2 separate regions of the Homo sapiens genome follow, and region 1 is linked to region 2. Evidence: read pairs that join two places in POLR2A ChIA-PET (ENCODE). Cell type or tissue: Panc1. All regions are shown on one strand. Each heading gives the region's core, and the rest is flanking DNA. Links, peaks and the distances in the headings are about the cores only. Region 1 overlaps HEATR5B (HEAT repeat containing 5B). Region 2 overlaps STRN (striatin).

The links. Peaks named below come from ENCODE experiments on the same cell type or tissue, not always from the same donor. Only the 100,000 strongest peaks of a DNase experiment are listed, where the experiment ranks them.
Region 1: POLR2A ChIA-PET joins it to region 2 with 10 read pairs; 4 of 35 experiments call an interaction of 5 or more read pairs at or near these places.

What each region holds. Positions count from the first base shown.
Region 1 is chr2:37,047,909-37,063,478 of GRCh38, forward strand. It overlaps HEATR5B (HEAT repeat containing 5B), which reads right to left. Exons shown (of 36, transcript NM_019024.3): 11 at 14,031-14,142; 12 at 12,673-12,825; 13 at 10,980-11,079; 14 at 10,543-10,652; 15 at 9,409-9,572; 16 at 8,532-8,707; 17 at 5,594-5,699; 18 at 1,745-1,935. Among named protein-coding and RNA genes, the nearest start is that of HEATR5B, 29 kb to the right of the region's middle. In Panc1, for the core only: no CTCF peak of the experiment used is centred there; no DNase peak of the experiment used is centred there.
Region 2 is chr2:36,945,544-36,961,113 of GRCh38, forward strand. All of the region lies in intron 1 of STRN (striatin), which reads right to left. Among named protein-coding and RNA genes, the nearest start is that of STRN, 13 kb to the right of the region's middle. In Panc1, for the core only: no CTCF peak of the experiment used is centred there; a DNase peak (open chromatin) is centred at 6,163.

The DNA.
Region 1 (15,570 bases), core at 2,661-10,660, 100 kb after region 2:
TTACATAGCAGTATAAAAGAATTAAAATGCTGCCAAATATTATGACATTTCATACAGAATTTCAGAAAAATCCCAGTTTTAAATAAAATGTGAAAAAATGGGTAACAAAATCTTCGTAATAATTATTTCAGATCATAAGGATTTGAAAAAGATAATGAAGGCAAGCACTGATGATACTTGCAAACAACTAAATTGGACAGGTATAAATAAATGAAATGTCCTTGTGTTTCATCAAAGTACAAAATAAATACAGTACCCTACAGATATTGAGGACACATTGTTTTTTTTTTTTTTGAGACAGAGTTTCGCTCTGTCACCCAAGCTGGACAGTAATGGCATGATCTTGGCTCACTGCAACCTCCACCTCCCAGGCTCAAGCGATCCTCCCATCTCAGCCTCCCAAGTAGATGGGACGATAGGTATATTCAACCATGCCCAGCTAATTTCTGTATGTTTTGTAGAGACAGGGTTTCACCATGTTGCCCAGGCTGATCCAGAATTCTTGGGCTCAAGTGATCCACCCACCTCAGGCTCCCAAAGTGCTGGGATTATAGGCAAAAGATAACGCGCCCAGCCAAGGACACATAAACTAAAACTCCTTGTAATTAAAAAAAAAAATTACCCTTCAAGAGCTTTCTAAAGAAACATACTCCTACTTCACCTGTTATGAACAGAGCACAAACCATTAAATGGATAACTAAGATTGTTACTATCTTTTAATAAATATTTAATAAAAAGCTATTTCATAATCAATGGCAAATATTTGGAAAGAGGAAAACTAATCTATTGCTAGAAAATAGCAGCAATCATTCTGCAGAAGATTAAGTGTCTGGTTATATTTTAACTGTCTTTTGCCTGCTCATACTATCCTTAGTGCATTAGGGCATTACCAAATAACGAATCAAATTGCCATTTACAAGTCAAGACAAGGAAAGCTATTTACAGATAGGCAATAATTCAGAAAATACATTTTCTTCAGAACTACTACTTCATAGCCACTGCTTCATACTCTTTTGTTAATGACCATGACATAGTTTGCTATATTTAATACTCTATATATATGATAGCTAAGAATGATATAATTTACATAACACAAGTGTCAGTTCTTGACAACCCTTGATTTTTAATTTCTCTACTTATGCACTTGATTAACAAGTCAATAGTCACTAATAACTGCAACTCATCATCTTAATGAAACATCACTAATAACTGCAACTCATCATCTTAATGATACTTATTTGGGTCTCTGAGATCACTCTTTATAATTAATATATAAGTGAATCCTTAAAACCTGATGCTTAACTATTCTGTTTCAGTCATAATTTAAGAGATAAACTTGGCAGCAGTTAGAAAAAGAATGGCTTATTCCAAAAAGTGGATAATTAACAGAAAGAATAAAGAGGGACAAGGAAAGGGAGGGAGGAGAGAAAATGACGTCAGAGCACCTCTTCAGTGAATACACATAACAGAGAAGTCCTTATTAACATTTTTCTTGATTTCATTAAGCAACATTCAAGAGCTGGATTAGAAGCCCTCTCCACGCAGAAAGTATCTAACATATTACAACTTTCCCAGATTCTAGAGTTGAATCAACTGCTAAATTAAAAATTGAGATCATTACAAAAAACCCACAAAATATTATCACATGCTGTATACCATGTGGAAAACATAAACTCCAGTTGATTATTATTTAAAAGACATCTTTGCCTACACATGAAACTTGTTAGTAAAGAAACCCACTTACTTGTCAAAGCTATATTGGGCCATTCTAGCAATAAAAGTTGCTTCTCCAACCACCTGAGCCATTCTTCCAAGAGCTTCCCCCGCTGCACAACGTAAGATGGGGTTTGGGTTGTCCAGAGGACCCATAACCAGTGTCAGGGCAGATTTACGAACTTCCTCAGGTCCTAAAGTACTTTTGTTTTCAGCTAAGCCCTACATTAAAAAAAAAAAAAAAAAAAAGACAGCAATTCATAATTCATTATTATTATTTTTTTTTTAAGGCAAGGTCTTGCTCCCTTGCCCAGGCTGGAGTGCAATGGCACAATCACTGCTCACTACAGCCTCGACCTTCTGAGCTCAAGCAATCCTCCCAGCTCAGCCTCCTGAGTAGCTGGGACTATAGGCGCATGCCACCCTGCTGGGCTAATTTTTAAAAAGTTTTTGTAGAGACAGGGTCTTACTAAGTTTCCCAGGCTGGTCTCAAACTCCTGAGCTCAAGCAATCCTCCTGCCTGAGCCTCCTAACATGCTGGGATTACAGGCGCACCTGGCCTCGCAATTCATATTAAATAAAGGAAAAATACATGCTGCAATCTTTCTAAAATATACATACATCTTCATAAGTTATTTTCTTCAACCAGTTTTCACATGTATATACTAATGTCTAGAATCTGTAACTGTTCAATTCACGGTAATTACTTTCCTAAATACGATTTCAGAACGTGATCTATAACACAGCCATAGTCTGACTGGCCCTAAGAGACACTTGCGGGGAGTGTCTCTATTCAAAGACTAGTACTTAAAAGTTACTTCCATATATTAAGGACACTGTATTACTAAATCAACCATTATTTAACTGATTGAAATTTATCACTCTAAGGAAACATTCTCCTATTTCACCTGTTATGAAACAGAGCACAAACCATTAAATGGATTGGTTCTATCTTTTAAGAAATCTTTAACAAAAAAATAATTTCAGAATCAATGGCAAATATTTGGAAAGAGGATATTTGGAAGAGTATTTCATACTCTTGATGAATATGAAACTGAATAGTTTATATAAAAATTTCACAGAAGACAATTATATGACTTAAACAGTATAATCAACATACATCTAAAAACAAAATGAGGCGAGGCGCGGTGGCCTAGGCCTGTAATCCCCGACTTTGGGAGGCCAAGGCGGGGAGATCATGACATCAGGAGATCAAGACCATCCTGGCCAACATGGTGAAAACCCATCTCTACTAAAAATACAAAAAAAATTAGCTGGGTGTGGTTGCACATGCCTGTAATCCCAGCTACTCAGCAGACTTAGGCAGGAGAATCACTTGAATCCGGGAGGCAGAGATGAGACTGCAGTGAGCCAACATCACACCACTGCACTCCAGCCTGGCGACAGAGTGAGACTCCGTCTCCAAAAAAAATAAATAAACTAACAAATGAGGTGGCCGGGTGCAGTGGCTCACGCCTGTAATCCCAGCACTTTGGGAAGCTGAGGTGGGTAGATCATGAGGTCAGGAGATTGAGACCATCCTGGCCAACATGGTGAAACCCCGTCTCTGCTAAAAATACAAAAATTAGCTGGGCATGATGGCGCGTGCCTATAATCTCAGCTACTCGGGAGGCTGAGGCAGGAGAATCGCTTGAACCTGGGAGGTGGAAGTTGCAGTGAGCTGAGATCACGCCACTGCACTCCAGCCTGGCAACAGGGCGAAACTCCATCTCAAAAAAAAAAAAAAAAAAAAAAAAGGTAAAAATAGTAATTAGTAACTGAATGTTGAAGTAGTTTGCTCATCATATTAAATGTCACTCTCTTTGTTCTAGCTGTACTTACCATCCTGGAACTTTATTTATTTATTTGAGACCAAAAATCTATGTCACATTGCATGGGGAAAATGTTAACTACAACAGAGGCATTAGCATATCTATGAAGAAAAGTGTAATCTGTACAGCAATATTACAGTTGGTTCACTACTCTCCCAATCACTGAAGGAGACCACGACCACCCCACTCCTTTTCTAAAAAACTCACAGGTCCAAATTAGTTGATGGTCTCCTCAGAGTACATACTAATGGTTATATAAATGGTCCAAACCTGTATTTCTTCTTCTTTTTTTTTTCTTTTTTCTGAGACAGAGTCTTGCTCTGTCCCCCAGGCTGGAGTGCAATGGCATGATCTCGGCTCATTGCAACCTCTGCCTCCCAGGTTCAAGTGATTCTCCTGCCTCAGCCTCCCCAGTAGCTGGGATTACAGGCACCTGACACCACGCCTGGCTAATTTTTGTATTTTTAGTAGAGATGGAGTTTCATCATGTTGGCCAGGCTGGTCTCAAACTCCTGACCTCAGGTGATCCCCCCGCCTCGGCCTCCCAAAGTGCTGGGATTACAGGCATAAGCCACCACGCCCAGCCCCAAACCCTTATTTCTATAATCAATGCCTATATATATCCTTTTTCCCTGATGTTTACAAAATATGACTTAAGCATGACCTAAGACATGTTCATGCAAACACATATTTGCTACCATTTTATTTTAAAATAAGCTTAGCACTGAATAATATAAAAAGTATTCAAACACTTTATGATAGAGTGCCTAGTATGATGCGCGAATCCTGTGAGATAGGCAAACTATTTGTAACAGTGGTCCCCTCTTTTCCACAGGGGACACATTCCAAGGCCCACCTTGGATGTCTGAACCATGGGATTAGGAACCTGATTGCTGTCAATGGGAACTTGTTTCTGTTCATGCCTTCTACTCACAAACTTAATGCCTTTTCAATTTTAACTAGGCACTTATCACATACCATGGCCATGATTTTTGTAATTTGCGATGGGACAGCAAAACTAACACAAATTCCTTTTTCCTTCTTCATGATTTCAGACAGAAGATTTGTTCTTCCTGTAGATCTCAGCAACTTTGGCATATGATATTATTTCTTGCCTTCTTAAGTTGAGAACTTTCTCTTCTTCACTTAAAGGAAGCACTTTACAGCTTCCCTTTGGCATATCCAAATTGCCAGAATCACTACTTTTGCACTTTGGGGCCAGTATGAAGTAAAACAAGGGTTATCTGAACATAGGTGCTGCCACACTGCAGCAGCCCATCTGATAACTGAGACAGATGGTGACCAAGTGACTAACAGACAGGTAGGGTAGAAAGTGTGGAATCACTGGACAAAGAGATGATTCTCATCCTAGGCAGGACAGGGCAAGATGGAACAGGACAGTACAAGATTTTATCATGCTACTCAGAATGTTGCACAATTGAAAACTTATAAATTATTTCGGGAAATTTCCATTTAATATTTTCAAATCACAGTTGACCATTGGTAATTGAAACTGCAGAAAGCAAAACTGCAGATAAGGAAGGGACTACTGTATTCTTCTTCATACCTGTAGAAACTACAACTCGAAAAAGGTTAAAAAAGTTTAAAGAAATTACTCTGGACACAAACCTAGAGTAGCTTAATGAGAACGCAATCTCTAAATGCAGCATTCTTTCAATTATGTAACACTGCCTCACATGATTTGTGGCCTAAACCACAGATCAAGCTTCAGCTCTATTTAGTTAACCTTCAGTAGAATATCCGATTTCATTCGTCAAACATCTTTGAAAATTCTGAAAGAATTTATTGGCACTTGTAAAATCTGAAGTTCAAATTGAAACATAAACTTTAACAACATTAAAATATAAAACATTTATTTAACTACACTGAGCCTAACATAAAGTTTCAAGTAATTTAACTAAGCTAACGTAAAGGCACAGTTACCAAGTGATTTACATATAAACATTATAATAATCTTGCTATGTCTGGCTTATTAAATGCATTAATTAAAAACTTATTTCAGAATAGTATGTATTAAAAGTAAATACCTTTAGTGCACTAAGAACAGCAGTAAATATGTTAAGCTGCACAGCCTGCTGGCGGACACCTTTAGCTTGTTTAACACATTCAGCAAAGTGATCCAACATTTGTAATCTATAACAATAAGAAAAAAAAATCACATTAGTGACAAATTTTATTCCAATATGGCTCAAAAACGGATAAGAAGAGTACAAGTTAATTGTTTAGCAAATAATTCCCCATGCTATCTCTTTTCTATTTCATTCCCACAGCTAGTCCAAACCAGATCTCCTTCTCCCAAAATATTATATGGACATGCGGTTATTAAATGGAACAAGAAAAGAGTTTCAATTAACAAAATAAGGTCACAATTGCAGTGGTCTTCAACATTAACAGCACTGTCCAACAAAGCGCCTGGCATCTAGTAGACGCTCAAGGTTTCTTGCAAAGATAACAATCATTAATTATGTATCTCCGTGGAAGATTTTTAAGTTAGAAAATTTTAAATGTAGTATAATTCTTTTTCCTATTTTAAAAATACTCTTAGAATAGTACCTCATGTCCTAGCCTCAGAAGCTTTTGGGAAAGTTCAAAAAAGATTTAGCTTTGGCTAATTTTTTTAAATGTAAAAAACCAGAAGTGAATTGTTTTTTATATTAATAAAAAAGAATCAGTTTATTAAAAAAAAAAAATCCATGGCCATCTTAGATGATTTCTCTGTTTTTTTTTTTTTTTTTTTGAGATGGAGTTTCGCTCTTGTTGCCCAGGCTGGAGTGCAATGGCGCGATCTCGGCTCACCACAATCTCCACCTCCCAGGTTCAAGTGATTCTCCTGCCTCAGCCTCCCGAGTAGCATGCGCCACCACGCCTGGCTAATTTTGTATTTTTAGTAGAGACTGGGTTTCTCCATGTTGGTCAGGCTGGTCTCGAACTCCCGACCTCAGGTGATCTGCCCACCTCGGCCTCCCAAAGTGCTGGGATTACAGGCGTGAGCCACTGTGCTCTGCATTTTTTTTTTTTTTTTTTTTTGAGACTGAGTTTCGCTCTTGTTGCCCAGGCTGGAGTGCAATGGTGCAATCTTGCCTCCCTGCAACCTCTGCCTCCTGGGTTCATATGATTCTCCTGCCTCAGCCTCCCGAGTAGCTGGGACTACAGGTGTTCGCCACTACACCCAGCTAATTTTGTATTTTTAGTAGAGAAGGATTTTACCATGTTGGCCAGGCTGGTCTCAAACTCCTGACCTCAGGTGATCTGCCCACCTTTGCCTCCCGAAGTGCTGGGATAACAGGTGTGAGCCACAACGCCCGGCCCATTTCAGAAGATTTTGATAAAAAGAGAGTGAGAGAGCATTCTTCTAAAAAGAAATGATGTGAAACAAAGGAATCCAAGGAAGTTGGATTTAGTACTAAGACAATTATGACCTCAAGTTGGTAATAAAATCTCCCTGAGGTCGCTGTAAGGATTTAAAGCTCAATTTATACTAGTCTACAGGTCTCAGGTCTCAGGTCAAAGCATTATTCAAAACTCATATGAAGATACAGATTCAGATGTACGTGTATACATGCACATTTTGATGTACTTTAAAAAATTCTTAAAAGTAAGTAAGTACCTTTTGTGCACTAAGAACAGCAGTAAATATATTAAGCCGCACAGCCTGCTGGTTGAAAACCAAAGTAGGATCACTTCTTGCTTTTTACCTTTTTAATTTAACATTGTATCATGAGCATCTTCTATCAAAACACTGTCTCTACAAAAATGGACTTTCTATTATTTATTCACTTATCCTCCTACTGTTGAATATTTATGTTATTTATTATATGTTTATATTTTTAATAGAATTTATTTATTTATACTTCATCTTATTCTGTAAAAGTGATCATACAGAATTGAGATAATCCTGGATTTCAGTTATAGCTTTCATAACTAGTTGTATAACCTTGGGTAAACCAAACTCTTAGATATGGATGTCCTTAAGATTTAAAACCAAAATGTTGAAATAGATGCTTTATAAGATTCTTCCACCTTTAACATCATTTAACATTTATGTGGCAACCAAATGTTCTTAAAGATATTTGGGTAAAGTTTCATATTTAAACTTTTTTCTCCTCAAATTAAAAAGCAATTAATCAAGCAACCTACATATTAAAGACATTTTTTATTTTGTAATTTTTGTAGAGATGAGTGTCTCACTATGTTTCCCAGGCTGGTCTGAAACTCCTTGCCTCAAGCAATTCTCTTGCCTTAGCCTCCCAAAGCGCTGGGATTGCAGACATAAGCCACCACACCAGACCCAACAATACTTTTAAGGCATTTTAATTTTGTAAAGCTTTTAAGTTATCTGTGATGGTCTTGTATTAATTCATTTCTGTTTTCCTTTTGGGAAAATCACAATATACAAACTGCCTACTAAAGCTAGGAATAGTGTCTGTGGATACAGAATATACCAAACCAAAATGCTTCTATTACAAAAAGAACCAATTATGTTAGTTTCCAAGTTCTAGACTTGAACCATCTCACAAACGTTATTAGTGATTGGAATTTTCATCCATTTACTTCCTCAACAACAAAGTCAACAGGCTTAGCAAACTGATGTCCTTAATTTAAGATATAGTCAAAACCTATGTATGAACTATCAAACAAACTATTATAATGCATTTTTTTTTTTGCCAACAGTTGTCATTCTAGCATATATAATGAAAATTTTGTTATAAAATACAGTCCACAATACAACAGATATCAGATGCTAGTACACAGGGTCAAATCTTACATAAAGTCTCAAATTATGTGCAATTTGCATGCAATTTTTTTATCATGTATCTGTCACTTACATTAGTAAATCTGTAAGAGTACTGTTTTAAGTATTATAATAACTCACTTTATTGCAGAGTTAACTGGGATGAGAAAATCTACTTTTCGTTTAACATAATATATATTTAACAAAAATTACCTGATTGACTTTATACTAACCGGTGTTTATAAGAAACATGAGGAAACACTACACCAAAAAGGGCCACAGAAGCATCAATGACTGAGACTCCGAGAGGGAGGGGACCAGGTACTGCTTCTCCAGCAGGTATGCGTAAATAAATAGAGGAAGGATCATGCTCCAGAGCCCCACTTCCAGAGGCACTGTTTGGCTGGAGCTGCAAAAGAGTGAAATAAAAATTATTCAAAATCTACTTTAGGAAATCTACTTATTAAACATTGGGAATGAGGATTACAGCAGAGGAGAAAGGAGAAAAGGCAACAAAAAAAGAATGATTGGATCCGAACATTTGAAAACAGACCAAAATGTAATTTGGTCATTAAAAAATCATCAGTAACACCTTATACAAATTTTAAGAAAAGCTTTATTCATTCGAAAACATATTTACACCACCCACCTTATTGCGTGAACAATATACACAAGATCTTAATCCCACAATTATTTTAAATGGGGCTTTAATCACTCTTTAAAAAGTACATAAGAAATAATGTATTCAGTGGGCAAAAGTTCTAAATCTTCAACCTACTAACTCATTCCTCTCCAACCTGTCACAAAACAAAACAAACTAAAACAAAACAAAATACCAATAACCAAAAAGCCAGTTAAAACTGATCTTTATCACAGCCACCACAAGGTATCTAAATACACAGAATATTAAATAAAGACAATTTGCCAAATTCTCACTCTTCCTGTTTAACTTTTTTCACTATCTACCACCAGGATGCCATCTTTAAGTGTCTAAGAACACTAAATGGGGATTAAACCTTTCTATACACTATTTTCTTTTTAAGTGACAATGTGTAATAGGACCATTGTTTCAGATTAAGTTAGTATTTCATTTTCCTCTATGTTTATTACCTGGTCTTCAATTGATTTATGATCAGTTTCCTGAAGCCAAGAACCAAGAAGAACACTATCATCATAATGGCAGAGGGATCTGAGGAGGGAAGTAGTTGTGTTGGCTGAGTTGTCAGTCAAAGTGAATTCCGCTACCAGTTCTCTAAGAAGTGCATTAAAAGATCCTAAAAAACAGAACTTCAGATCAGATTAAAAAGAATAATTTTTGTGAAAATTATAATCATTGCCCACAAAGAGCTGCAACATGTTCAACAGGAATAAAATAATTAAGTCTCTGTTCTCTTCTTTAAAAAAAATCTATATTTAAATGCTGGTTTTAATATACAATAATGGTACTTCCTTTCATATATTGTATTGTGTCTTTTAGCCCAAATTATTTAAAATAACCAAAAAACTCAAATAGAGGAAAGAGAGGCGGGTGCCATAGCATGCTTGTAGTCCCAGCTACTCAGCAGGCTGAGGCAGGAGGATTGCTTGAGCCCAAGAGATTGAGACAAACCTCTGCAACACAGCAAGACCCTGTCTGAAAGACACACACAAACAAAGATACTTTATTTTAAATATATTAAATGTGATATGATTATTATTATTTATTGCCCAATAATGTACAATGAACCACAGCACACCAAAATTCTTTGGCATGATTATACTGGAAAGAAATCAATAGTTTATTTTACTATTAATATTTTACATAATATTTGATTTCTCCCTCCAGATCCTCGAATTATTTGCTATATTACAGTATATAGGAAGCATTTCAGTGTATTAATCAAAAGTGCACACTTTGAAGATAAACCAGCTAGATTTGAATCCAAGCTCTGCCACTTAACTACCTCTAAGTCTTGGGTAAGTTAAGTTTCTTTAAGTCTCTCAATCTGAGATTCTTCATCTATAAAATAGGGCTAAAGGCCTCATAAGTTGCAACACAGTCAAAAAGCTAATACAAAAGGCTGAAAACGAGACCCAGAACACAGTAAGGAGTCAACAAGTATCAGCTACTCTACATGAAGAAAAATAAAATGGTGGCCTTCCTTTGCACAGTAAGTCAGTGGGAGAGCCTTTGTCAAGACTCTATAATACGGTGAAGAATTGTAAAGAAAAATTTTTATCAGATACCACAAATTTTTAATTTACCTTCATAAGTTTTTGGAGGTAACAAAGCCAAGATATCATAAAGTCTTAAACGGACCATTGCAGCACTAGCTTTCAGATGAGCTCCATGGGCTTTCATTACAGATGGAATGCTAAAATATCAAAAACATAGTTGGTAATGGCTTACCAGAATAAGTATTACTTATAAATTTTTTTAGCAATGTATCAATGTACTGCCAAACTACACTGATAAGTATACACTTTCATTTTAGCTTATGTTGTGATCTTTGCTGTAACAAAAACACTTTAAGATACAACTGTATTTCAATCCACACCATTGCTGTAATTTTTAAAGTTATATTACAAAAATAAAGTTTTATGTTTCCTAGATGATTCTAGAAGAAAGCACAAAATATGGCTGAGAAGTATATTATTAATATATAAAATAGGATGTGAACTTGTCTCAATCGCTTACTTACTGTGACATCATAGTCATGGCACATTCAATAGGGGTCATCAATTTTCGAATCACATCTTCAGTTAGTAGCTCAGGACAATGTGCAACGAAGCTCCTCATGGCTAGATAAAATGTTTAAAAGGACAGATTTGGAGTAGCTTTTGTGAACATGAATTAATTTATAAAATTGTATAAATATAAAGGCAGTTGTAATACTTAATTATTATAACGTATAAGGTTCTGAAACCATGTCGAACCAAAAGAAAAACTTGCAACAACTACAAAGAAAAATCGTGGAAAAGGCTAGAAAAAAGGTGGATAGAAAAATGGAGGAAGAGAAGGTACTGGTTAGAGAGATTCTTCGGGTGGAAATTCAGAGGACTATGATCCCATAGGAATTCAGATGACTACAAAGAAAGAAATTTTAAGGCATTGTTTATACACATATACATTTATGTGTATAAACAATGCCTTAAAATTTACATGAAATTTTTACATATATTAAATATATTTTTGCAACTTTTACAGATATATATGTATATGTGTGTGTGTGTGTGTGTGTGTGTGTGTGTGTGTGTGTGTATATATATATATATATATTTTTTTTTTTTTTTTTTTGAGAGAGTCTCACTCTGTCAACCAGGCTGGAGTGCAGTGGCGGAATCTCGGCTCACTGCAACCTCCACGTCCTAGGTTCAAGCAATTCTCCTGACTCAATCTCCTGAGTAGCTGGGACTACAGGCAAGCACCAGCACGCCTGGCTAATTTTTGTATCTTTAGTAGAGACAAGGTTTCACCATATTGGTCAGGCTGGTCTAGAACTCCTGAGAGTGATCCACCCGCCTTGGCTTCCCAAAGTGCTGGGATTACAGGCATGAGCCACAGCACCCGGCCACTACATATATTTTTGCATTTTGAATTTTTACATATATTTGTGTAAATATATATGTATATAAACAAAAATGGTCCAGTGAGAAAAAAATATTTTTATTGGCCCCTTAGCAATAGAGCCTAGACTAAAACACCTCCTAGATGTGTGAGAGTAAAGGTGCCCCCTTGCCTGGCTGCCCTTGTGGTGAAACATGTATCTCTCTCCCAGTTTGGAAAAAGAAGTAGTTTTCACTCTGAGATAAACCAAAAAAGAACTGGTACATCCAATGTCATTCTAGTTATCAAACGAAACAAAACCTGAGCGTTTCCTGTAAGCTGTTAACTCCCAGACAAAAACAACTGTATCCGTTATTTTTGTAATGTTGATATCTGAAAAATATATGAAGGTTTGGAGATTTGATAAGGATGTGAAAAAACAGCTGTTTCTCCATTATGAAAAGACTAACTGCAAATGCCAATAACTTTGGTAATCCTGAGTTTCTTTTTCTTTAAATAGCTGTTGGGTATTTTTTCTTTTTTTTATACATGGTGACTCAGTGCTTCTTTGACAGGTAAGATAGCAACAAGTGGGAATAAGAGGCCTGGGTTCTAGTTCCTGTCTAACCACCAGGTCTAAACACTTTTTCAGAGTCTGGGTTTCATTTTTATTACAAAATTAGCAAACTGAAGTGGATCATTTATAAAGTTTCTATTTAAATCTAAAAGCCTATGAATTTATCATTACCTAGTAAAATAAAAAACTATAAAATAGTGATTTTTCTTTTACTTTACAAATATTTTAGTTATGTCATAATATTGTGAAGCACAATCCTTTCAGTTCTTACCACATAGAGCTCCAGCACGACCTTCCAAAGTTACCTGCCAGGTAAAAGAATCGCCTCGGGCCTTCTCAGCTTCCAATTCCTTTAAGGAACGTGGGAAAACATTTCGCCACAATAACAACATCTTGGGCAGATGGTAACGAACGACAGATGGTCCTAGCCAAGAAAATGAGAATACAAAACCATGTATATGTAACATACCTTACAAACAAGTGTCAAGCAAAATGAGCCCAACACAAACTTTATGTAATTTTAGAGATGAAAATAGAGTAAAATACTGATGTTTAACAATATCTGTTATTTCACTCTATTTTTATCTCTAAAATTACATTATTTTCAACCTTTATTCACTGATTAAAATATAGATCAAAGCATAACAAAATTCACCTTAAACTGTCAATATTTTTAGAATCCAAACATAAAATACACAAAAAGCAATTTTTAAAGGATAACCCAACTGTATTGAGAATGGTGGATTGCATATTATCAATAAAATATATCTGAGACACATTCTATGAGGTCTTTTTCATATACATATGTATATAAACAAATATACCCACTCACACACACATACAGATACATATTCCTTAGTTTTGGGGGCAATTTATGTGGTTAATTTAGTTTCATGGAAAGGCAATATATTCAGACCTAGGAATCTATATTTACATTGCTAAAAAATTCATTTAACATACCACTGAACATACTTAACATAAACTTCTGGAAATGAGTTGCAACTTTTTGTTTTCTTCAGAAAAGAAAAGTAGGTCAAAGTATAATTTCCAACAGATAGATGCTTAGATCTGTGTCATAACTTTGTAGTACATATATGCACACACTTTTTACAGCAGCAGCTAAACATATGAACTAAAATATGAACATACCCCATCACAATAATAGGTATTTTTGTACTATGTACAATGTTAAATTTTGCCTACAATGCAGATTTGTCACACTACTTAAGAGTGAAACACATTAAGGGTTACCCCAGAAAAGCAGCACTAACAATACCAATTAAATGTGACTTTACCACTCTTCTAAAATCACACTGCTGGTTTTCACTTAGGGTATGAAATTTTCCCTCATATTTTCATCTCTTTTAAACACTAAACTCATCAGGTAGACAAAGGTTATTCTGATGGTAAAGGTGAAACTTTGCTAACAACTTTCTCATTAAATGTACTTAAGCAATAATTACCAAAAAGAGAAATCTACTAGCAAATGACGAGGAAAACATCTTTACACCATTTTTACAACTTCAATGAAAATCCAGAATGTGAAGCTTAACACTTTTAAATTAAATTTGCTTTACAGGCTACTGACAGTTATAGCGTGACAAAAATCCTACTCAAATATAATTATACCTAAAGTCATAAGTGCTCCAAGTAAAAGCCAGCCAGCTTGGGTGCGCTGTAAAGATAGCCTGCTATTTTGGGCAGCAGTTCGTAAAAGATCTTCAGCAATACTAACTACCATCTGCAAGAAAAGTTTAGAATTGGATTTTAATTCAAACAAGTTAAATTAAATAAGGAAACAGATAACTAGCATACATTACTTAAAAGAAGTTGTTGGCTGGATGCGGTGGCTCATGCCTGTAATCCTAGCACTTTGGGAGGCTGAGGCAGGCAGATTGCCTGAGCTCAGGAGTTCAAAACCAGCCTGGGCAACACGGTGAAACCCTGTCTCTACCAAAAAATACAAAAAAATTAGCCAGGCATGGTGGTGGGCACCTGTAGTCCCAGCTATTTGGGAGGCTGAGGCAGGAGAATTGCTTGAACTGGGGAGGCGGAGGTTGCAGTGAGCAGAGATTGCACTACTGCACTCCAGCCTGGGTGACAGAGCGAGACTCCGTCTCCAAAAAAAAAAGAAGTTGTCCTCTCGTGTTATTAGCATGTTTTTGAAAGAGGCAACATCAAGACCTGGTTAGTCTTGATTGCACTGATGACTCTGAAGAGACCCAGAACAGTGTAGTAGTTAAGGACAAGCTCTAGGGCCAAATGCCATCTCTGCCATTTACTCGCATTCTCATTTAGCACTGCTTAGTTCCATCACTGGTAAAACAGAAATAATAGGAATGCCTATCTCAGCCTTGCAAGGATAAAATAAGTTAATACAGCATCTATGCTACTACTTTGTCATTTCATCATGTGACAAATCCACTTCTCATTTTTCCTGTGTCTTCTAAGACTGTAAGCTCCAAAAGATTAGCTTACTTATTTGTTTGTTTTTTAGAGACAGGGTTTCACTCTGTCACCCAGGCTGGGGTGCAGTGGCACAATCATAGCTCGGTGTAACCTGGAATTCCTGGGCTCAAGGGATCCTCCTACCTCAGCCTCCTGAGTAGGTAGGACTACAAGTGTATGCCAACATACTTGGAAAATTTTAAAAATTTCATTTTTTATTTTTTGTATGACAGGGTCTCACTATGTTTCCCAGGTTGGTCTCAAACTTCTGACCTAAAGTGATCCTCCAGCCTCGGCCTCCCTAGGCATTGGGATTACAGGTCTGAGCCACCACGCCCAGGCAAGGTTAGCTCAATGGTAGATGCATAATAGGAGTTCAACAAATCTTTGAATGTGGAATAATAGTGCTAATAATGACAGCATTTATTTAGTGGTCACATGGGCTAGCACTGTTCTCGGTACTTTGCTGTATTAACATCCACACAGAATGGCTAGTATAGACTTAAATTTGGTGCAGCTGAATAAGAGGGGAGATGAAACTCTAAGAGGTTAGCAGAGCAAAGGCTTCGAAGCTGAAAAAGGCCAGGGAAGGAAGGAAGATAACTAGTCTAATTAGAGCAACAGGAAATTTGAATGAACGGCGGAATGAAGTCAAATTATAAGATACCAGTTTACCAGACAAAGGAGATTATATTTTACTCTCTGAGTACTGGGTAGTCCC
Region 2 (15,570 bases), core at 2,979-10,978:
GTAATCCCAGCTACTCAGGAGGCTGAGGCAAGAGAATCGCTTGAACCAAGAGGCAGAGTTGCAGTGAGCCAAGATCGCAACACTGCACTCCAGCCCGGGCGACAGTGCAAGACTGTCTCAGAAAAAAAAAAGAATGCAGAAGTAAAAATCCTAAATAAAATATTAACAAAACAAATACAGCAGTGTATCAAAAGAGAAATACTACAGGACCAACTTGATTTCATTAGTTAGTTAAATGAGAAAAAACAACATATTATCTTAGACGCAAAAAATCAATTCACGAAATTCAACATCTACTAGTTTTAACATCTCTTAGAAAACTAGAAACATTTTTAACATGCCACATAGTAATTCTTAGAAAGCAATGATAAATACTACACTTAACAGTTATACAGTTTTCATGTAACTTTAAAATAAACTTTTTTTTTAAGGAAAAACCCTGTAGCATGACCATCATGATACAAAGCTCTAGAGTTAATAGCCAATACTAGAAAAAGACAGGTATAAATACTGGAAAATACTAGAAAAAGAGAGGTATAAATACTGGAAAATACTAGAAAAAGAGAGGTATAAATACCGGAAATATTTCCAGTTGATTTTTTTCTACCTAAATATTTCCAGTTGATTTTTTCCAGTATAAATACTGGAAAATACTAGAAAAAGAGAGGTATAAATACCAGAAATATTTCCAGTTGATTTTTTTCTACCTAAAACATCCAAATATGAGAAAGAAAAATAAAAGAGAGAAATAATAAAGTATTTCTGCAAGGTGACCAAATGACTTTGCACACAGCAGCAGAGCTTTCCCATGTGTTGGAAATAACCAGTTAAGAGATAAAATGGAAAAAAGATCCCACTCACACTAGTAATAAAACCTACAAATTATTTACTTTATTCCTAGGTATTTAAGTATAGGATATCTCTACTTAAGGAATTAAGAAAAATCTTGTTTGAGAAGACTTGAAATGTAAACATCCCAATTATTACCAAGGTAAGCGCAAGCTCAATAAAAATCCCACGTGTGTGTGTGTATACAGAAAATGTGGTATACACTAAATTGTTAATAGAATTTCTCTCTAAACAGTAGGTTTGTAAAAAGGAATGGAGAGAGGCTAGGGTACTTTCTACTTCATATGTCTCTGTATATCCTGTGTTTTTGTATATACATGTATTTTTATTTTAAATAAATCATTTCTTCTAACGTAAAATTTAGACAGTTTCTAAAAATCTAAATTTAACTCAATTCCAAATAAGAACTAAAACTGTTTCTTTTTTGTAAAAAAGTTGATAGTTTCTAGTCAATGATTCATTTTCCAAATCTTTCCTTATTTCACATTATACCAAACTTACAAAAATTTCTTTTTTTTTTTGAGACGGATTCTAGCTCTGTCACCTAGGCTGGAGTGCAGTGGTGAGATTTCGGCTCACTGCAACCTCCACCTCCCAGGTTCAAGTGATTCTCCTTCCTGAGCCTCCTGAGTAGCAGGGACTACAGGCACGTGCCACCAGGCCTGGCTAATTTTTTTGTATTTTTAGTAGAGACAGGGTTTTACCATGTTAGCCAGGATGGTCTCCATCTCCTGAATTCATGATCTGCCTGCCTCGGCCTCCCAAAGTTCTGGGATTACAGGCATGAGCCACCACACCTGGCCAGAAAGACATTTTTTTAAAAGTCAATATAAATAAATTCCTTAACTAGGAAGGACAAGTTTTAGTAAAACAAACTTTTACTAATAACTACCTGAGTTTCAACTATCACAATATTCACTTCCTGCTAAAAATACACAAAATTAAATCGAAATGTCAAAATTTTTATTCAAACAGTCTGAAAACAAAAGACATCACAAAGTAAATACTATAAAATGCTAGATATATGTAAAAATATTCAAGATAAATTAATTCATTTAACCACTAAGTATATTAAATCTTAACCTACAAATTCCTACCTTTATTACAAAAAAAGCCAGTGAATATAACTCAATTTTTCTTGATAACTCGGGAACATATATATTATTTACATATATATTATATATATATATATATAAAATCACTGAACTGTGTTTTACAAAATTCAATGTAGAACTGTGTTCTACAAAAATTCGATGTTCTTTGACAGAGAAAGCACCAAGTGGGAGTTGGGAAATTCCTACTCCTGGTTCTCTCACAAATATATGCAACCTTATTAAAGTTACTTTTCTGAGCAACCTCAGTTCCCTCAACTACAAATTAAAAAGTTTAACATTCTGTGATGATATGGAACTAAAGATGACATGTGGAAAACTGAGGTAAGTACTGATCCCAAGACAGTAAGTATTTTTTTCAAATATTTCTATTTATTTATTTGCATTCTGCTTATTTGTCTCATTTTCATGGGACACTAAGGGTATGCAGTTAAAGTAACATCTTCCAAGGCAGTACTACTTTGGCTAATTTTTTTTAAATTAATTATTAAATCAAAAACAAAATAACCATCTTCCAAAACATTTCCCCTCATCCTATAGAATGATCATCCTCTCCTCTATAATTATCAGTGCACTCTTTTTTTTTTTTTTTTTTTTTTTTTTTTTTTTTTTTTTGTGACAGAGTCTCACTCTGTCGCCCAGGCTGGAGTAAAGTGATGTGATCTGGGCTCACTGCAACCTCCGCCTCCCAGGTTCAAGTGATTCTCCTGCCTCAGCCACCTGAGTAGCTGGGATTACAGGCATGTGCCACCACACCTAGCTAATTTTTGTACTTTAGTAGAGACGGGTTTCACCATGTTGGCCAGGCTGGTCTCCAACTCCTGACCTCAGGTGATCCGCCCGCCTCGGCCTCTCAAAGTGCTGGGATTACAGGCATGATCCACCGCGTCCAGCCAGTTATCAGTGTATTCAGATCAGCCAAAAGGTATCATCTATTTTTTTTACTTGCATTATTAGCCAAGAAATTTGGACTTCAATGTTAAATTTGGCCTTCTGTTAATTTGGACACAATTTTAACATCATTAACAACATATACCGTGATAGGTGTTGGAGATATTTGTCTTTAAAGGTACAGAGGAAGTTGCCAAAGAGATGAGAGATTGTCTGTGCTGTTGACTGCTATATCCCTAATTCCTAGAACAGTTACTTGCATGTAGTAGACGCTCAATAAATATTTGTTAAATTGACTGAACAGATTTATAAGAAGCAAGTAAAAAACAGTACAAGGTAGCACACCCTAATTGCCAAATGACAAAACAAGTACTAAAAAAGAAACATCAATGAAAGCTGAGGGTATCCAAATATCTTAGTGTTGGAAATGGGACTTGAGCTAAATTTGAATAAAGAATATATAAATCTACAAGGTGGTCGAAGGACATTCCAGAATAAACCTTTTGAGCAATGACAAAAAAAGCAGGTATGATTTATGTACAAAGCAAGATGACACTATTTTGGTTTAGAAAGAGTACAGGCATGTGTTGAACAATGACACTTCAGTCAATGATTAACCATATATACATGATGGTGGTCCCATAACTATAACCATAAGGTTATACCATAATTTGGCTGTACCTTCTCTACGTTTATGGCTTGGATATGTTTAGATACACAAATATTCGTCTTGTGTTACATCTGCCTACAGTATTCCATATAGTAACATGCTATACAGGTTTGCAGCCTAGGAGCAATAGGCTATGCCATATAGCCTAGGTATGTAGCAGGCTATACCATCTAGGGTTGTGTAAGTACACTCTACATGTTCACACAACAATGAAATTGTCTCGTTAGGTATTTCTCAGAACATATCCCTGTTGTTAAGTAATTCATGACTGTGCTCTAATATGTAGGAAATATAAACAGTCTAATCGTGCAGAGATTTAAAACCTATAACAGGCAAAAATAAAAAATAAAAAGAATGTGTTAAACAAATCAATTTTTAGAAGCCTGGGAGGCAATACTATGTAAACTACTTTGGCCAAGGGAGAAACCAGAAGTGAAATATTAGGGAAGACTTCTACTTTAGTCACCCAGATATGAGGTGATGAGGTAACCAGGGAAGAAGTAGTACTAGTAATTAAATGATTAAAAATGGATTTTAAACTACGTATTTTACAAACCTAATGCATGGCTAGAAGAGTGACTATAAGAAAGTGAAAGGTTGAGTGAAAGCTGAGGCTAGGTTTCTAGAAAGGGTAAACTGGGGGCTAGATCTGAGGAAAAGGGTCAACTGGGTTTGGGAAAAGGATTTTAGAAAGGATGATCGAGTTTCAAGTTATAGTAGGTCATCCAGGTGAAGACATTAGCAAAAACTGGACATGTACAATTTTAACTGCAAAAAAGTATCAAGACTAGTTAGAGATAATTTTGTAAATCATCCAAAGAAAAGGAATTAGGTAGAGTGAGAGGACTTCAGTCAGAGTAACTGCTGAAAAAAATATATAATTTGGTAATCAATTATCTGAATAGAGATCAGAAGCAAGATCACAAGAGACTGAGAAATGAGTAACCAAAAGCAGAAAAAGAGAAAGACAACAAAGGAACAGAGAGAGAGATGAGACTAGTAAAAAAAACTGAAGGTAGTAAATGTGGTCGTTCAGAGAAATTCAGAGTAAAATGAAGGAGAATGAGGGACAGGATGGCAATACTAATAGATAAGGGAGCTGAGAAAGGGGTTTCTTTTGTTGTTACTGGTTGGTTGGTTTGGTTTTGTTTTTTTTTTTTTTTTTTTTGAGACTGAGTCTCACTCTATCACCCAGACTGGAGTGCAGTGGCTTGATCTCGGCTCACCGCAACCTCCGTCTCTCAAGTTCAAGTGATTCTCCTGCCTCAGCCTCCTGAGTAGCTGGGATTACAGGCACGCGCCATCACGCCCAGCTAATGTTTGTATTTTTAGTAGAGATGAGGTTTCACCATGTTGGCCAGGCTGGTCTCGAACTCCTGACCTCAGGTGATCCACCCGCCTTGGCCTCCCAAAGTGCTAGGATTACAGGCGTAGTTTTTACTTAGGGAAAACTAAAATGGCATGGCAAAGTGGAGATGACCATTGGCATAATGGACTCAAGTCTGTCCAAGGTTAAGAATTACTGCTTGATTATATGCCCCATGTGAGCCAAGACCATATCTGCCTCTTCTCCATGGTATCCCCAGTGCCTAGGAGAATGCCAGATTTCAGGAAGTGTCTAATGCCCCAACCAAAAACCTTGATGAAAAAGCGTAGAATTTTTTAAATTCCACAATGACACATTTTACATGAAGCTTTGACAACTCCGGAACTTGCATATTTTAGCCTTTTTGTGTTTATTCTCACTTACTTGGCTAGCTATAAGCATCTGAAAAGCTAAATCTAAATTTTTTGAGGGGAAGCAGGCTCAGAGACAAGATTACAGTGTTTCAGTGTAAGTTCCAGATAATTGAGGCATTTATATTATTTATTTTAAAAAGCAGAGTTCAAAAAAGTTTAAATATCATAAGATATTGGTAATGTAACATAAAATCAGAAAAGGAGAATGCAAAGTAATGATAACTAGATATTTAAAATAAGATTTATCTACAAGAAAAAATATTCAATTAGTTCTCAATTTAGAAGGAATAAGACACTTGTAAAAAACTTGAAGGCATAGGCTTTAGAAAAGGAAAAAAATGTTACAGGGCCCTACTGATAACAAAAACTTTTTAGGATGTTATGTCAAAGAGATTTCCTGGCAGTCAGTGATTAACACACAAGGCGGGGTGGAAGGAGACAACACTATACTCACAACTACCAAAACCCAAGTGCAATTTGCTACAACTAGCATCAAGTAGCAATTATGAAGCCTGTGGCATCCCTGAAATGACCTCTGTCAAAATGATTTGGTATGGCCCAGGCAATGCTTTATACAATAAAATGCAGACACTATTTGCTGCACTAAAAAGCTCTTTCCAGTGGAAGTTGTAAGGCAGAACTAGCAAGCAGCAAAAGGGACAGATACACTGCTCGCCTAAAACCAAAATATACTGTACATTCACTAAATTTATGACAAACATGGTAAATATCAAAGATGTCTGAAACACAGGTCCTGCCCTTAAGGACACAATTTAGCTGACAGACAAGATATACATATATAGACACATGTTAATACATATTGAGTAACAGTGTAACCTAATATATGATTCATTCATTTAAGAACCACTTGTTAGGCAGCTACTATGTGCCAGTCACTCTACTGACCTTAGAGAAATAAAAATGCCCTTAGGTGACTCAGAGTCTACTGAGGAAACAAATATATACCAAGTATGAGATAGGACGGGTTCTCAACCCCTGGGCCACTGACCGATATGGGTCCATGGCCTGTTAGGAACTGGGTGGCATAGCAGGAGGTGAGCAGCAGGCAAGCCAGCATTACCCGCTGAGCTCCGCTTCCTGTCAGATCAGAGGCAACGCTGATTCTCATAGGAGCACGGATCCTACTGTGAACAGCCCATGCGAAGGATCTAGGTTGTGCGGCACTCCCAAGAATCTAACGCCTGATGATGTGAGGTGGAACAATTTCGTCCCGAAAATACACACGCACGCACACACACACACAATTGTGGCTTATTCAAGAATGACAATACAAAACTCGAATTAGCATTCTAAGAAACAAAAATGTGAAGGGTGGGTAGGCCTGTCTTACATTGGGAAAGGACTATATACATCTATATACTATTAACCTGAAACAAATTTTTTAAGATACCATTTTAACATCTTTTCGGATTAACTGATCAACCACCAGTCTGGATGGTGCTGGATAACAATGCTTCTGCTTTGTAATACAAGCTGTTAGGGAAGCACGAAGCTTCCTTGTGCCTGGAAGTCAGACAGGTTTCCCAGAATTAATGGAATCTTGAAAGATGATTAGAAATTCACCAGGCAAACAAGGGAGAAGAAAACATTTCAGCCCTGCACAGTGACCCTGAAGCACGAGAGAAAAAAAAAAAAAAAAAAGCCAAAATATTTGCTTCTACTTACCATGCCCAGACCCATCACTCAGCCTTTTTCTACAGCAAATTATTTAACCTTTCTTCCCAAATTTCTCACCTATGCATTTGGGAATGATTAATATCTACCACATACAGTTTTACAAGGATTAAAATAGATTGTAGATATAAAGCACTTAGCATTGTACCTGGCACACAGAAAATGCTCAATAAATGAAACTATTATTAATGTTGGCAGATAAAGAACAGAAAGAAGAAACAAAAGATAAAGTACTGGGTTGAATTACTAGGGCCATGGATACCTTCTCCCCTGGCTGACTCTACTTTTCAAGTTCAGCAAGTGCGCTGACCCAGATCACAGGCTCCTCCCTGTTCCCTCCTTTCAGCTTTACACCAATCCACATTCCTCAGGGAGCAGGTTTTGGTTGTGCCTATAATTTAAGCTCTTTTGCTCAATGGTTAACCTTCTCATTTAGGAAGTATAAACAAAAAAGGAACAAATCCCAGAATGGGCTGTAATTTTCCATCAGGTGAAACTGGCATCACCGTTGTGGAATTTGACATGGTGTTTATTTCTCATAACTAGATATACCAGTATTGGATCTGATTTCTCTCACATTCAAATGAATGCTAATGAAACCTGTGTGTTCAGTAATGAAACATTCCCCCGGCCCTTTCCTTGAATCTTTCTGGTGAGTGATGCATATTTGCCACACCCAAAATACCTATTTCACCCAACCTTATTCAATACTTCCCCAGCTCACCTTAATTCCAGGGTTCCTATTCCCTTATTTTTCTCTCCATCTCATCTACAAAACAAAATACCTACTACTTTTGTCTTCTGCCATACTGCTTCCAGTCAATTCTGTAACAAATTTTCCTTCTTCCATATCAATGTTTTCTAATATTCTAATATTCCATTATCTTATACAGATAAGGTCCTTTTTTTTTTTTTTTTTGGAAATGCAGTCTTGCTCTGTCACCCAGGCTGGAGTGCAGTGGCACAATCTCAGCTCACTGCAAGCTCCGCCTCCCAGGTTCACACCATTCTCCTGCCTCAGCCTCCCAAGTAGCTGGGACTACAGGCACCCGCCACCACACCAGGCTAATTTTTTGTACTTTTAGTAGAGACAGGGTTTCACCATGTTAGCCAGGATGGTCTCGATCTCCTGACCTCATGATCCAACCACCTCGGCCTCCCAAAGTGCTGGGATTACAGGCGTGAGCCACCGTGCCAGGCCAAGGTACTTTAAGAAAAAACAGCATTAAGTCTACCAAGAAAGTGATCTTATTTTGTCAAATAACTTTCTGCATAAGAGCAAATACACAGTTAACATATTATTCTGTTCTAACATAGCATATGTAAAACAGCCTAAAAATAGACTAATAATCAGATGTAGTGGGTCAAGACTGTAATCCCAGCTACTCTGGAGGCTGATGCAGGAGGATCAACTGAGCCCAGGAGTGTGAGGCTGCAGTGAACTATGATCATGCCTATGAATAGTCACTGCACTCCAGCCTGGGCAGAATAGAAGAGAGACACAGTCTCTTTAAAATAAAAATTAAAAATAAACTAAAAATCAAATTTTTAGGTTAACCAAATAACATAAAAATTAAAAATAACCTAAAAATCAAATCAAAGTGCTTGATCTTTGCTATATCAAAGATCACAATATTTGATATGTGATCAATAAACAAACTATATTAAAATATATATACAGAACTTAGTTAAGCTACCCTCAGAGCAAGCTAAAAAAGCTCCAAATTTGGCCAGGCGTGGTGGCTCACACCTATAATCCCAGCACTGTGGGAGGCTGAGGCAGATGGATCACTTGAGGCCAGGAGTTCAAGACCAGCCTGGCCAATATGGCAAAACCCTGTCTCTACTAAAAATACAAAAAATTAATTAGGTGTGGTGATGGGTGCCTGTAATCCCAACTACTTGGGAGGCTGAGGCAGGAGAATTGTTTGAACCCAGTAGGCAGAGGTTGCAGTGAGTTGAGATTACACCATTGTACTCCAGCCTGGGCGACAGAGTAAAGCCCTGTCTCAAACAGGGGAAAAAAAAAAAAAAAAAGAGCTCCAAATTTGCAGATTTTTTTAAGATGAAATAAGGATTTTATTTCAGTATTCCCCACAAAAAAATAAAAGTATTTAAGGAAATGAGAGAACCACTTTTTTTTTTTTTTAGATGGAGTTTCACTCTTGTTGCCCAAGCTGGAGTGGAGTGAAATGGCGTGATCTCGGCTCACTGCAACCTCTGCCTCCTGGGTTCAAGCGATTCTCCCTGCCTCAGCCTCCCAAATAACTGGGATTGCAGGCATGTGCCACAACGCCCAGCTAATTTTTTGTATTTTTAGTAGAAACGGGGTTTCACCATGTTAGCTGGGCTGGTCTCAAACTCCTGACTTCAGGCAGTCCGCCAGCCTCAGCCTCCCAAAGTGCTAGGATTAAAGGCATAAGCCACCATGCCCAGTCCAAGAACTACACTGTTAAACACTTCTGAGAAACACAAATTGTTAAAGACTTTCCTGAACCTCTTACTATACCGTTTCACTAAATTATTCTACTCGAAGAAAAACTTCAAATAATCAGTGATAAGAATTTAAATTATGACAGCTATTCAAACCATACTTAATCATCTAAATATTAAAATTCACTTGGCTCCTTCAGGTCAGAAGCAGCTACACAGAGTGAGGGACCAAAAAAAGGAGAGGATATGGTATAGAGAGCAATGCCCTGGCCTGGGTACTAGGACTCATGGGTTCTAAACTAGACTAAACCAATTCACACAGTGACCTGAGAAAAGTCACTTCCTTTCTCTAGCCCTAATTGATGAAACGGGGGATGAGATTACTTAAATTCTAAGGTCCCTCTGAGGTAAAATATTCTTAGTCTAATGAAGAAAGAAAATCGAGAGGGAGGAGGGCAGTGCACATGTGTGCATATGTGCATATGCATGCGTGTGTATCCCTGTCAGCCCTAGAATTCTAGAATTATAAGTGCCGAAATGAAAAATACAGATAAGACATCTTTGTAGAGTTAAGAACAGGTTAATGTGTGCAGTTTCTCCTCTGCCTCTGCTCTTTCCACCCCTCTCCTCCCTTCTTCTGTCTCTTCTCCCCTTCTAACCCCTTCCTCAATTTCTCTCTTGCCTCAAGCGTCCTTTCTGAACTCCAAATCTGCCTCGATTACTACGTCCAGTCCTTAATATCTACAAGCTATCACCACTTACTTCTGCCATCTCTAGCCTGTCCCCTACCTCCAACACACAACTCACTGTCCTCAAACCACTACAGATTGAGTACCGCTTATATGAAATGCTCGGGACCAGAAGTGTTTTAGATTTCAGATTTTGGAATATTTGCATATACCTAATGAGATATCTTGGGGATGAGACCCAAGTCTAAACACAAAATTCATTTATGTTTCATATATACCCTATACACACAGTTTAAACGTAATTTTACTTTTCCCTATGGGATACTAAATAAACTCTGTTGAAAAAGCACCTGCTTTTTCACTGCAACCTGCCACACGAGGTCAGGTATGGATTTTTCCACTTGTGACATCATGTCAGCACTCAAAAAGATTTAGATTTTGAAGCATTTTGAATTTGGGGTTTTTGGATTAGGGATGCTCAACCTGTACTTACAGGACAAAGAGAATGTAAGTAGCTACTATGATAAACGGATCACTGAAACTGGTTCTTGGCTTCTACAATAGGACTTATATAAATAATAAATCTAATGCCTTCTGTCCATAGAAATCTCAACCAACAAAAAAGCAAACCACTTACTGGACACCCATCATATATCACATATTTTGCATATTTATCTTTTTTAAACCTTACAGCGATCCTGCTTAGTAGGGATATTATCACCCACATTTACAAAAATGAGGCCTAGAAAAATTGTAAAATGAAAGTGATAGAGATGTCTGACTCTGAGGCCCATACTTTCAACTGTCCAATTATGATGGTCAACAGATTGTTTTGTCAGATTGGCCACCGAGGCAAGAAACGCCAAAGATCCAAGGACAATTTTATTTCTAATGGCCCAGAATTGAAACCTGGATGCTACACACATTAGCAAATCAAAAGTATAGCTGACATCAAGGAGATAGCAGGTGGGCAAAGGGGACTCTATCCAGATTATCTGAACTTTCAAACACCTTTCATTGACTGCATAGCAAAGGGTTTTGTTTGTTTTAAACTCTGCTTCAGTTATCAAGATTTTGGAGAAAAACTGTAGGTCTCCCTTTACCATTCAAAGAAAAGTAGATTTGAAATAAAGTTCAGGACTAAATAGGCACATCTCTTGATAAAGAAGTGCTGTCTGTCAACATTATTTCTCCCCCAAAAATTAGTAGGGCCATTCTTATTTGTCAGATTTTGAAAGTAAAATAAGAGAATTCAGTTTCCAGTTATGGTGCCCCACAACAATTCTTCTACTGAACGCAGCCAAAAATTCTGGACAAAATATTTTCACAATTTTCTTAAAAGCAACACAAAAATAGGAAGGAATTATCTGGCCAAAATAAAAGGGAAAATGGGAACCCAGTGAGGTAAAGGAACAAAAAGCCATTTTTGCCCTTAGGATATTGACCAATCACAACAAACAGCCTTGCAGGACTCAAGGAGCAAAAATCAAACACCCTACCCCTCCAGAGTGGACAGTCTAATAGGTGATATACCTCACATTTAGCTAGATCCCTAAAGGGCTTATGTCTTCAAAGCAAAGACAAAACAGAAGTATATTGGCCCTCAAATGTATTCACAACCAAAATTCACATCAGCTGGGTGGCCCAAACATCTTAAGTAATGCATTTACTTTAAAGTGATTCCAGGCCTGGCAGTGGCTCACGTCTGTAATTCCAGCACTTTGGGAGGCGGAGGCGGGCAGATCACTTGAGGCCAGGGGTTCAAGACAAGCCTGGCCAACATGGCAAAACCTCGTCTCTACTAAAAATACAAAAATTAGCCAGGCGTGGTGGTGCACACCTATAGTCCCAGCCACTCCGGAGGCTGAGGCACAAGAATCGCTGGAACCTGGAAGGCAGAGGTTGCAGTAAGCCAAGATCACACCACTGCACTCCAGCCTGGGTGACAGTAAGACCATCTCAAAAAATAAAAATAAAAAATAAAGTGGCCCCAGACTGGTAATAACTCTAGACATCTACCAGAAGGAAATGTAAAAAACAAAAAACAAACAAAAAAAAACCTTTCTGAAGAAGATACCTTTATTTGAGAGCTCAGATTAGTCTCATAGTTCTTCTTTTTGTCTTTTTTTTTTTTTTTTTTTTTTTTTTTTGAGGTGGAGTCTCTGTTGCCCAGGCTGGATTGCAGTGGTGCAATCTCGGCTCACTGCAACCTCTGCCTCCCAGGTTCAGGTGATTCTCCTGCCTCAGCCCCCCGAGTAGCTGGGATTACAGGCGCCCATCACGACGCCCAGCTAATTTTTTTTTTTTTTTTTTTTTTGAGACAGTCTCACTCTGTTGCCCAGGCTGGAGTACAGTGGCGCGATCTTGGCTCACTGCAAGCTCCGCCTCCTGGGTTCAAGTGATTCTCCTGCCTCAGCCTCCTGAGAAACTGGGATTACAAGCATGTGCCAACACACCTGGCTAATTTTTATATTTTTAGTAGAGACGGGGTTTCACCATGTTGGCCAAGCTGGTCTTGAACTCCGGACCTCAGGTGATCTGCCCGCCTCAGCCTCCCAAAGTGCTGGTATTACAAGCATGAGCCACCGTGCCTGTCTAGTCTCACAGTTTTTCAAGGACAGCAGGCGGCACACAAAGGTAAACTAAGGATACAAGGGAACACGTCGTCATGAACAAGAACCAGCAGAGACAACAGACCACACAAAGGCACCTCTAAGACCTCAGATAAAGGAAACGCAAAGACACTAACTAAAAAATAACTACTTACTATGTTTAAAGAATTAAAGATGACACTGAAAATACCTGCAGAGAACAGAACAATATTTTTTTAAGAAATGACCGAGCAGATTTGAAAAGAAACCAAAATGAACTTCAACAATAACCAAAACTAAAAATTCAGTGGATGGTTTTAACAAATCAGACTCAACTGAAGAGAAAATTAATGGAGTGGAAGATATGTCATTCACAGACTGGAAAATAAGTCAGAATAAATTATCGAGAATAAAGCATGGAGAGATAAAAAGATGGAAAATACAGAGCAGATAATGGAGAAGCCCTAAGATCATGTAATCAAAAACCCAAAAGGAGAAGAAAGGAAAATGCAATCGAGGACAAACCTAACAAGATAGCAACTGAGAAATCTGCAGAACTAATGAGAAGCCAATCCACAAATTCAAGGAGTCTAATGAAGTCCCAAACAAAATAAAAAGAAATATAGGCTGGGTGTGGTAGCTCACGCCTCTAATCCCAACACTTGGGAGGCTGAGGCGGGCGGATCACGAGGTCAGATAGAGACCATCCTAGCTGACACAGTGAAACCCCATCTCTACCAAAAATACAAAAAATTAGCAGGGCATGGTGGCGGGCGTCTGTAGTCCCAGCTACTCGGGAGGCTGAGGCAGGAGAATTGCTTGAACCCAGGAGGCGGAGGTTGCAGTGAGCCGAGATTGTGCCACTGCACTCCAGCCTGGGCGACACAGCTAGACTCCATCTCAAAAAAAGAAAAAGAAATCTATACTGTGACACATCATAATGAAACTACATAACACCAAAGACAGAGAAAATCTTAAATGCAACCAATAAAATAAGCTAGAAAGCAGTAAAACACAGTAAAATCTTTATGCCTGTTATCTAAAAAAAATAAATAAATAAGCATCAGTGTGGCTCTGCTTACCTCAGAAGGTTGTACAGTTTAAATGGTACAGTGTATCTGAAAGGGCTTTAAAGAAAACTGTAAAGAGTGCTGGCTGTAGCAGTACATATACTCAAATTGGAATGATACAGATGATTAGCCTGGCCCCTAGACAAAAAATATGAAAAAATAAAACTGTAAAGATATCTGGAGATGTAAGTGACAGCTTGTACAAAACCTATTTCATTCTTGGTCATTCAGCCTCCCTCTGAACCTCACTTTACCTAACTGAGCTGATTATTTCCAAAGTTCATTCCAGCTCAAAGATTACTCTGTCATTACATCTCAGTCAGAAGGAGGTGATTCAAATTATAATATTCTACTGCCTAAAAATAAAATGCTATCATCAGAAAGAACAATGGAAAAAGAAATTATATCCCAAATTCTATAAAAAGCCATCCATATAGGGAATACTAATAAAAGTGTTGAAATCACCAAACTTTTATAGATAATGTAAAAACAGAAAAAAACAACTAAAGCAGTGGTTCTCAATCCTTGCTGTATACTGGGGAGCTCAAAAAATACTAATGCTAGGGGTCCTCATTCCTAAGATTCTGATTTAATTGATCTGGGGTAGAGTCCAGGGAATTAGTATTCATTCCCTCTGATTATTCTAAGATTATAGCTAAGGTTGAGAAACACTGAACTGAAGAGACAAATAATAGGATACGTTTTAAAAGATTAAAGCCTCTATAACCTTTCTAAAATATAAAGATTATGAAATTATCAAGAATATGAGTAGAATGAAAAATGAACCTGCTGACAAAATTATACCATATGACAATGGAGTTCACCTGCTCCACATGTAAAGGAAGTGGCTTAAAGAGCCAAATAAAATGTAGGATTCATTTCATAATGTGGTTAGTAAATTTACACAATTTGTTACCCATGATGTAATGCAAAGTTAAGATAAACACATTCAGAAAAGTTTATATGAATTTCAAGGTAACAGATACCTACTGGGTTATTAAAAGGAAAGCAAATACACTTGAAGTATATCCTCAATGTTCTGAGGCTGACACTGAAGGCAACCATTCACTCCCATTAAATATCTCTTAGTGCCTGGGTCAGACCCAGAATATTACACTGCATGGCCTCAGGATGGCACTTGTATGCTCCAGCCTCAGAAAAGTTCATGACTGAAGATTATGCTTTTCTCTGGGGATGAGGAGATAACCGAGAGCAAAAGTTTAGCATCATGCATCTGCAACCATTTATTAAGCACTTACTTTATCTTATGTACCATGCCTCTGCTAAGTACTTTAAATTATCTTAATTTAATTCTCACAAGGTAATTTATTATCCTTAACTTACACATGAGAAAACTAAGGCTCTGAGAGATCAGAATTACGGCAAATATGTATTTTAGGCGTAAAATACAATAGTAAGTTTTAAAGCAAGAATTTTAAACCCAGGTCTCTGCCATATTGCCTTTTGTGATAATTATAAATAATAGTCACAATAATAAAGACAAACTCATTTTAAGTATTTATGTTTTCCATTAAAAAGCTCAGTAAATCTTCTCAGCTGTCCTATGAGGCTGCTCATTCTCTCTATATCCATGTATTTTTGTTTGTTTGTTTGTTTGATTGATTTGTTCTGAGACAGGGCCTCACTCTGGCACCCAGGCTAGAGTGCAGGGGCATGATCATAACGCAGTGCAGCCTTGATCTCCAGGGCTCAAGCAATCCTCCCATCTCAGCCTCACGAGTAGCTGGGACCACAGACGCATGCCAACGCACCCAGCTAACTTTGTGAATTTTTTGTAGAGATGGGGCTTCACCATGTTGCCCAGGCTGC